Linked DNA regions of Homo sapiens: region 2 is linked to region 1. Evidence: chromatin contacts called from ENCODE Hi-C or POLR2A ChIA-PET data. All regions are on one chromosome and are shown on one strand. Each heading gives the region's core, a stretch centred on a gene start or an enhancer-like site at or near the end of the contact. The rest is flanking DNA. Distances are from core to core; before and after follow the strand shown. Region 1 overlaps AKAP13 (A-kinase anchoring protein 13). Region 2 holds the start of MFGE8 (milk fat globule EGF and factor V/VIII domain containing).

Region 1 (3,190 bases), core at 220-2,719:
GTTTTGACTGAAGAAGGAAAACTTCTGGTGGTTTCAGAAAGCTCTGCAGCTCAGGAACAAGATAAGGATAAAGCGGTGACCTGTTCCTCTATTAAGGAAAATGCTCTCTCTTCAGGAACTTTGCAGGAAGAGCAGAGAACACCACCTCCTGGACAAGATACTCAACAATTTCATGAAAAATCAATCTCAGCTGACTGTGCCAAGGACAAAGCACTTCAGCTAAGTAATTCACCGGGTGCATCCTCTGCCTTTCTTAAGGCAGAAACTGAACATAACAAGGAAGTGGCCCCACAAGTCTCACTGCTGACTCAAGGTGGGGCTGCCCAGAGCCTGGTGCCACCAGGAGCAAGTCTGGCCACAGAGTCAAGGCAGGAAGCCTTGGGGGCAGAGCACAACAGCTCCGCTCTGTTGCCATGTCTGTTGCCAGATGGGTCTGATGGGTCCGATGCTCTTAACTGCAGTCAGCCTTCTCCTCTGGATGTTGGAGTGAAGAACACTCAATCCCAGGGAAAAACTAGTGCCTGTGAGGTGAGTGGAGATGTGACGGTGGATGTTACAGGGGTTAATGCTCTACAAGGTATGGCTGAGCCCAGAAGAGAGAATATATCACACAACACCCAAGACATCCTGATTCCAAACGTCTTGTTGAGCCAAGAGAAGAATGCCGTTCTAGGTTTGCCAGTGGCTCTACAGGACAAAGCTGTGACTGACCCACAGGGAGTTGGAACCCCAGAGATGATACCTCTTGATTGGGAGAAAGGGAAGCTGGAGGGAGCAGACCACAGCTGTACCATGGGTGACGCTGAGGAAGCCCAAATAGACGATGAAGCACATCCTGTCCTACTGCAGCCTGTTGCCAAGGAGCTCCCCACAGACATGGAGCTCTCAGCCCATGATGATGGGGCCCCAGCTGGTGTGAGGGAAGTCATGCGAGCCCCGCCTTCAGGCAGGGAAAGGAGCACTCCCTCTCTACCTTGCATGGTCTCTGCCCAGGACGCACCTCTGCCTAAGGGGGCAGACTTGATAGAGGAGGCTGCCAGCCGTATAGTGGATGCTGTCATCGAACAAGTCAAGGCCGCTGGAGCACTGCTTACTGAGGGGGAGGCCTGTCACATGTCACTGTCCAGCCCTGAGTTGGGTCCTCTCACTAAAGGACTAGAGAGTGCTTTTACAGAAAAAGTGAGTACTTTCCCACCTGGGGAGAGCCTACCAATGGGCAGTACTCCTGAGGAAGCCACGGGGAGCCTTGCAGGATGTTTTGCTGGAAGGGAGGAGCCAGAGAAGATCATTTTACCTGTCCAGGGGCCTGAGCCAGCAGCAGGTAAGCAAAACATAATACAAAATTAACAGTCTGAGAAGCAGATTCCCTTAAGAGTCACTGTGGTGTCCTGGTAAAAATATAGGCATCTTTGTTGTTTTGAGGCCTTGCACTCATTGGGTAGGTAGCCAAGTTAATAGTCACCACCATCAGGAGGGGCACGTCATCTCAGGGTTGGACAGATTTTGCTTCCTGTATTGTAGACTTACTGCTTGGTTGCTTAAGCTTATAAACACTCCTGTCTCATTCTGGAGTGGTTGCAACTTTGCAAACCTAGAAAACAATGCCTAGATCACAGGTACTCTAAAGTGGTGAAAGAATTTAGCAGATGTTTTTATTCACATGGCTTAATCCTTTTCTCTAGTACCATAGAAAACAGTGCCAAAAAGCTGTGTTTTATCTACAAGCCTGAAACTCCCTTCCTCCCCTATCATCCTAGTCTGTATTCTGAGCAAATTTAGAGTCAGAGTGGTTTCATGAACAGCTGTAAGTATTGTTCTGAGCTGACTTCCCAACATCCAAAATGGTGGTATTAGGTCATTGGTGGTTTTTTGTTTGTTTGTTTTTGTTTTTTTTGGGCTAGGGGTGTTGTTGACGGGGAACTCCTTCCTTTTCCTGCTTGGGGAGTGGACCTCTAGTTCCATTGCCTGTTGCTTTTGGGCAGCAGTCTGAGAATTCAAGACCCTGCACAGTGCAGGGGATAGGATGCAGGATTTCCGCCCAAGCCCAGTCTGCTGAGCTGCTGTCACAGGGCAGACCTTGTGTCTGCTTTATCTTGGTGAAGCAGCTGCACTGAGCAGATTGCTCACACAGCAGCCTGTTCCATCTGTGGGTAACCATGTTCCGAGGCAGCAAAGAGAAACCGCTATTGCTCCGTGGAAATAAACTATCTGAATAAAACTTCTTAACGGGGGTTGAGGCTGAAGCTGAAACGGGAGTCGGACACGATCTTGGCTCCTGAAGTCTTTAAAGGTCAGTTTGATGCACACTTCTATACCACCACCTGTTACCAGCTGTAGACAGAAGACCTATCTCCATGCTTGCCCCTAGGCTTTTGTAGGTAAGAAGCAGCCTGTTTTGTCTTTATTGTTTATTTTTGCTGTTCTTTTCAATTTTTGAAAATCCCTTTACACATATGTATTAAGAATGTGGGGGAGGGTTATGGAGAGAAATGAATCAATGGAGCAAAAGAAGTTGCTTTGGAAGAAGCGCAATTTAAATACAGTGGTTATTTTCCCTGGTAAAGGGCTTTTAGCCGTTTATAATCTTTTTCCTCCCCAGTTGAGGGATTTAAGGAATCCGAGGTAGAATTTTTGATGACTTTAGCTTTTTAGTTTTATTAATGTTTTGGATTGTTAGTGATAGATACTTGCTGGCTGTTGTCTCAGGATTTAAATGAGGTCTCTAATTTTTAAAAAAAGCCACAACAACAAGTCTATTTTGGGGGCCCTGGCAGGTTGGCATTTCAGAAGAATGGGAGTGGCTGTAAGCTGATGCCTGGTGATGTTCTTTTCATTTCGGTGCTGCGTCCTTGGCCACATGGGCCGGAATTATTTCTCTTTCTGGCTCAGTGGTCAGAATTTGACTCAAGCAAGTGTGAACTCTGTGGGGATTGTGTCTGTAGTATCCTATGAGAAAAAGTAAAAACCAGGGAGAATTTCAGACTTTGATTTTTATTAGCACATATAGTAAAGATGGTGAGAAATGACGGATGTTTAGGATTTTGAGGTTTTGAGAAGGAAGAAAAATGTATGGACTTTCAGCAGTATATATGGGCTTGAGGTTGGTAAATTTTGTGTAGGTGAGTTACTTGTCCTGTTACCAAAAGGAGTCATACTCATGGTCTCAAACTGCAGAGGAACTCTGTATTGA
Region 2 (3,292 bases), core at 441-2,940, 3.3 Mb after region 1:
TGCACTCCAGCCTGGGCGACACAGCAAGATTCCATCTCAAAAAGAAAAAAGAAAAAAAAAAAAACCTTTTTGCCTCCCCCTCAGAGTCACCCATCTAAGGCTGGAGAGTCCTCCTGAAATCTCAAAGCCCCTTCATCCCACTCCAGGGAAGGCAACAACACCATTAATGAGCGATCTGCCCTCAGAGCTCCCCCTCCAGGGGCCTCAGGAGCTTAAAGTGGCTCCCAAGGAGCTATTAGTCATTGGCTTTAAATAGCAGGTAATCCTTCCTCTGACCTGGCAGGCGGGGGCGAGCATTGACACAGACAGAGGCTTGGGTTGGGAATGGACTCTTCCCTCCCAACTGCACCGGCCCTCTCCCTACACTGCTCCAGGGCAAAACGGTCCAGTGGGAAAAAGGGAAAGGGAAAGGTGTACTCTACCCAGCCACGTTACCTGTGTGTAAGATAGGTATGGTGTTTCCTCCTTCTGGAAAAGGCCACATCACCCTGTATAAAAACATCTTTGGGACTTCAGAGTCCTGCTCTTTCGGGGACTTTCCAGTAACATTTGGCCAGAGTTCAGGTTGGGGGGTACAGGGAAGAGTAGAAAGGGGCTAAGAAGATCCAGCTGTCTTTCATGGTGGCCGGGGAGGGCCAGGAGCTCCCAAGTTCCTGGGAGCTTGGAGCACTCTGGAAGCTCTAGCCCCGAGGGTCAGGCAGATCACAGGACATAGGGCTGGGGCTCAGCTGTTACCTACCTTGCTTCAGTCAATCCCATTTCTATGAGAAAATGATGGAGGGGCCACCTAAAGAGTCCTGGCCCTGACTCCCTCCCAGCGCTCCACGGTGAATGGCACGGGGCATCCGCAAGTCCAGCCTGCAAGGGGCCCAGCTGGCCTCCGGAGGCCTCCTGGGAGGCGGAGGAGGACCGGGGAAGATACAGCAGCCGGCCAAGGCCGCGGGAGGGAGGGAGTCAGGAGACTCCCATCAGCAGGCAGCCCTCTTCCAAGCTCCTCGAAGCCTCTGGGTCCCCTCCCGGGCCCCACTTACGGCCTGCGTCCATTGCACCGACTCCCCGGCCCTTCCCTTATGTGACCAGGCACGGACAATTGGGAGCGCAAAAATCCAATGAACTGTCCAGCCAACTGGAGTTGGCAGGGAGATGGCCAGGACAAAGTTATCCAGACAAGACTTATCCATACTAGAGTCCTAGAATCTCCCAGGTGGAAGGGGTTCGAAAGTCAAACGCAGTTCCCTGGCCTCATTTTTCACCAGGGAAAAGAGAGGCCCGACACAGCGGATTCCTTTGTCATTATCTGTAAGCCGCATCCCTGGGGGCGGCAGGGCTGTCACCCGATGTCCCGAGTCCCAGCCCAAAAGCCCCAGCGCAGAGACAGCAGGGCCGCATCCCCCTGTCCCGCCAGGGCGCAGCGGAAGAAGCCGCCCCTCTGCCCAGCCCGGTCCCCGGGGCTTTGTCTAAGTTTGTCAACAGTGGAGGTGGAGGGCGGGCGCCGGGCAAACTTCCGAGCGGCGCGGGGAGGAGGGGCGAGGGGCAGAGGGCGGCGCGATCCACTCACCCAGGGCGACGAGGAGGCTGGGGGCGCAGAGCAGCGCGCCGCACAGCGCGGCCAGCAGGCGGGGGCGCGGCATGCTGCGGGGACGCGGGCGCTGGAATGGGCACGCTGGGCTGCTCAGACCCCGCGGGGTTCTGGCGCCTTCTCCTCTGGGACCGGAATAAATCAGGCGGCTCAGCACCTCCCACTGGCCGTGCGCTCCGCCCAAGCTGGCCAGAGGCGGACTGGGGGCGGGGCTCCGCGGCTGGGAGGGAATTGGTTGAAAGGAATTGGGGGGCGCGGGGGTGGTCCGCGATATCTGCCTCTTCCGCCACTGCCACACCGGCGTCCCGCGTCGTGCCAACGGCCGGGTCACGAGTCTTGAGTCTGTTGGGCGGGAAAAGTTCAGGAGTTTTGTTTTTAAGATTTTTAGACTTGAAAAGATGCTAACTCTTTATTCATAATCAGATAGATGCAAATTAAAACTACAATGAGCATCGTGTTTCCCTTCTCGGATCGGCAAGTATCAAGATGTTAACAAGGTTAGTGGAGGCTGTGGGGAACAGGTCCAAGCATGCTTCGCTGAAGACAGTATAAATTAGTTCAACTTCCCTAGAGGGCTATTTGGTAACACCTATCAAAACGACAAATGCTGACACCTTAAGACCTAGCATTTCCACATAGAGAGATTCATTCTACAGAAACTCCCATGTGCAAAATGACAGATATACAAAGATAGCATAGCAACATTGTCTGAAATGGTAAAATACTAAAAAAAAAAAATCAGCGAAGGTTTCTGTAAAGGGCCTAATAGAAAATGTTCTCTGATATGTAGGCCCTGAGTCTCTGTAGCAGCTATTCATCTCTGCCTTTGTTGCAAGAAAGGCACCATAGACAAAATGCGAGGAAATGGGCACCTGTTTGCCGAAAGGGAATAAAACAAAGCAAGCCTGTCACCGTTGACTTTTTACTAAATGATTTGTACTTATCATGTGCAAATATTACCTGTTTACAAATAAGTGATTTTAATAATAGTGTTTTGGCTGGGTGCGGTGGCTCACACCTGTAATCCCAGCACTTTGGGAGGCCGAGGCACGTGGAACACCTGAGGTCGGAGTTCAAGACCAGCCTGGCCAAGATGGTGAAACCCCGTCTCTACTAAAAATACAAAAATTAGCCGGGCGCAGTGGCAGGTGCCTGTAATCCCAGCTACTCGGGAGGCTGAGGCAGGAGAATCGCTTGAACCCAGGCGGCAGAGGTCCCAGTGAGCCGAGATCATGCCACTGCACTCCAGCCTGGGTGACACAGTGAGACTCTGTCTCTAATAATAATAATAATAATAATAATAATAATAATAATAATAATGCTTCAGGCTGGGAGTGGTGACTCAAGCCTGTAATGCCAGCTCTTGGGGAGGCCGAGGTAGGCATATCACTTAAGCTCAAGAGTTCGAGACCTTCCTGGGCAACATGGCAAAACCCTGTTTCTACAAAAAAAGAAATACAAAAATATTCCAGGCGCATGCCTGTAGTCCCAGCTACTCAGGAGGCTGAGGTGGGAAGATCGCTTGATCCCAAGAGGTCGAGGCTGCAGTGAGCCACGATTGCACCACTGCACTCCAGCCTGGGCAACAGAGCGAGACTGTCTCAAAAAATAATAACAATACTAATACTAATAAGTATTTAAGTCAGACTAGCCAACAAACAAAATAGAACAGTCACACATCTCCCCTCCTAGCTGTGTTGAGACCTAAGTTGG

The links. A loop is a pair of places that touch in the nucleus more often than their neighbours do. ChIA-PET counts read pairs that join two places held with the same protein, here RNA polymerase II (POLR2A). Pooled maps may share reads with other maps.
Region 2: a loop to region 1 is called in a map of gastrocnemius medialis, with 6 times the contacts of the local background. The contact joins the promoter of MFGE8 here to the enhancer-like site in region 1. A Hi-C loop is called at or near these places in 1 of 168 maps with a recorded cell type or tissue (gastrocnemius medialis) and 1 of 50 pooled maps. POLR2A ChIA-PET finds 5 or more read pairs at or near these places in 2 of 52 experiments (GM10248 and HEK293).

The regions. Positions count from the first base shown.
Region 1 is chr15:85,580,787-85,583,976 of GRCh38, forward strand. It overlaps AKAP13 (A-kinase anchoring protein 13), which reads left to right. Exons shown (of 37, transcript NM_007200.5): 7 at 1-1,321. Among named protein-coding and RNA genes, the nearest start is that of LINC02883, 180 kb to the right of the region's middle. RefSeq lists a silencer at 592-886. Within about 2 kb of position 1,470, at least 33 of the 41 ENCODE cell types and tissues checked have a DNase peak (open chromatin) inside an H3K27ac peak, as active enhancers do; they include gastrocnemius medialis, where a contact is called at or near this core.
Region 2 is chr15:88,911,689-88,914,980 of GRCh38, forward strand. It overlaps MFGE8 (milk fat globule EGF and factor V/VIII domain containing), which reads right to left and starts at 1,691. Exons shown (of 8, transcript NM_005928.4): 1 at 1,559-1,691. The coding sequence starts at 1,631. RefSeq lists an enhancer at 901-1,432.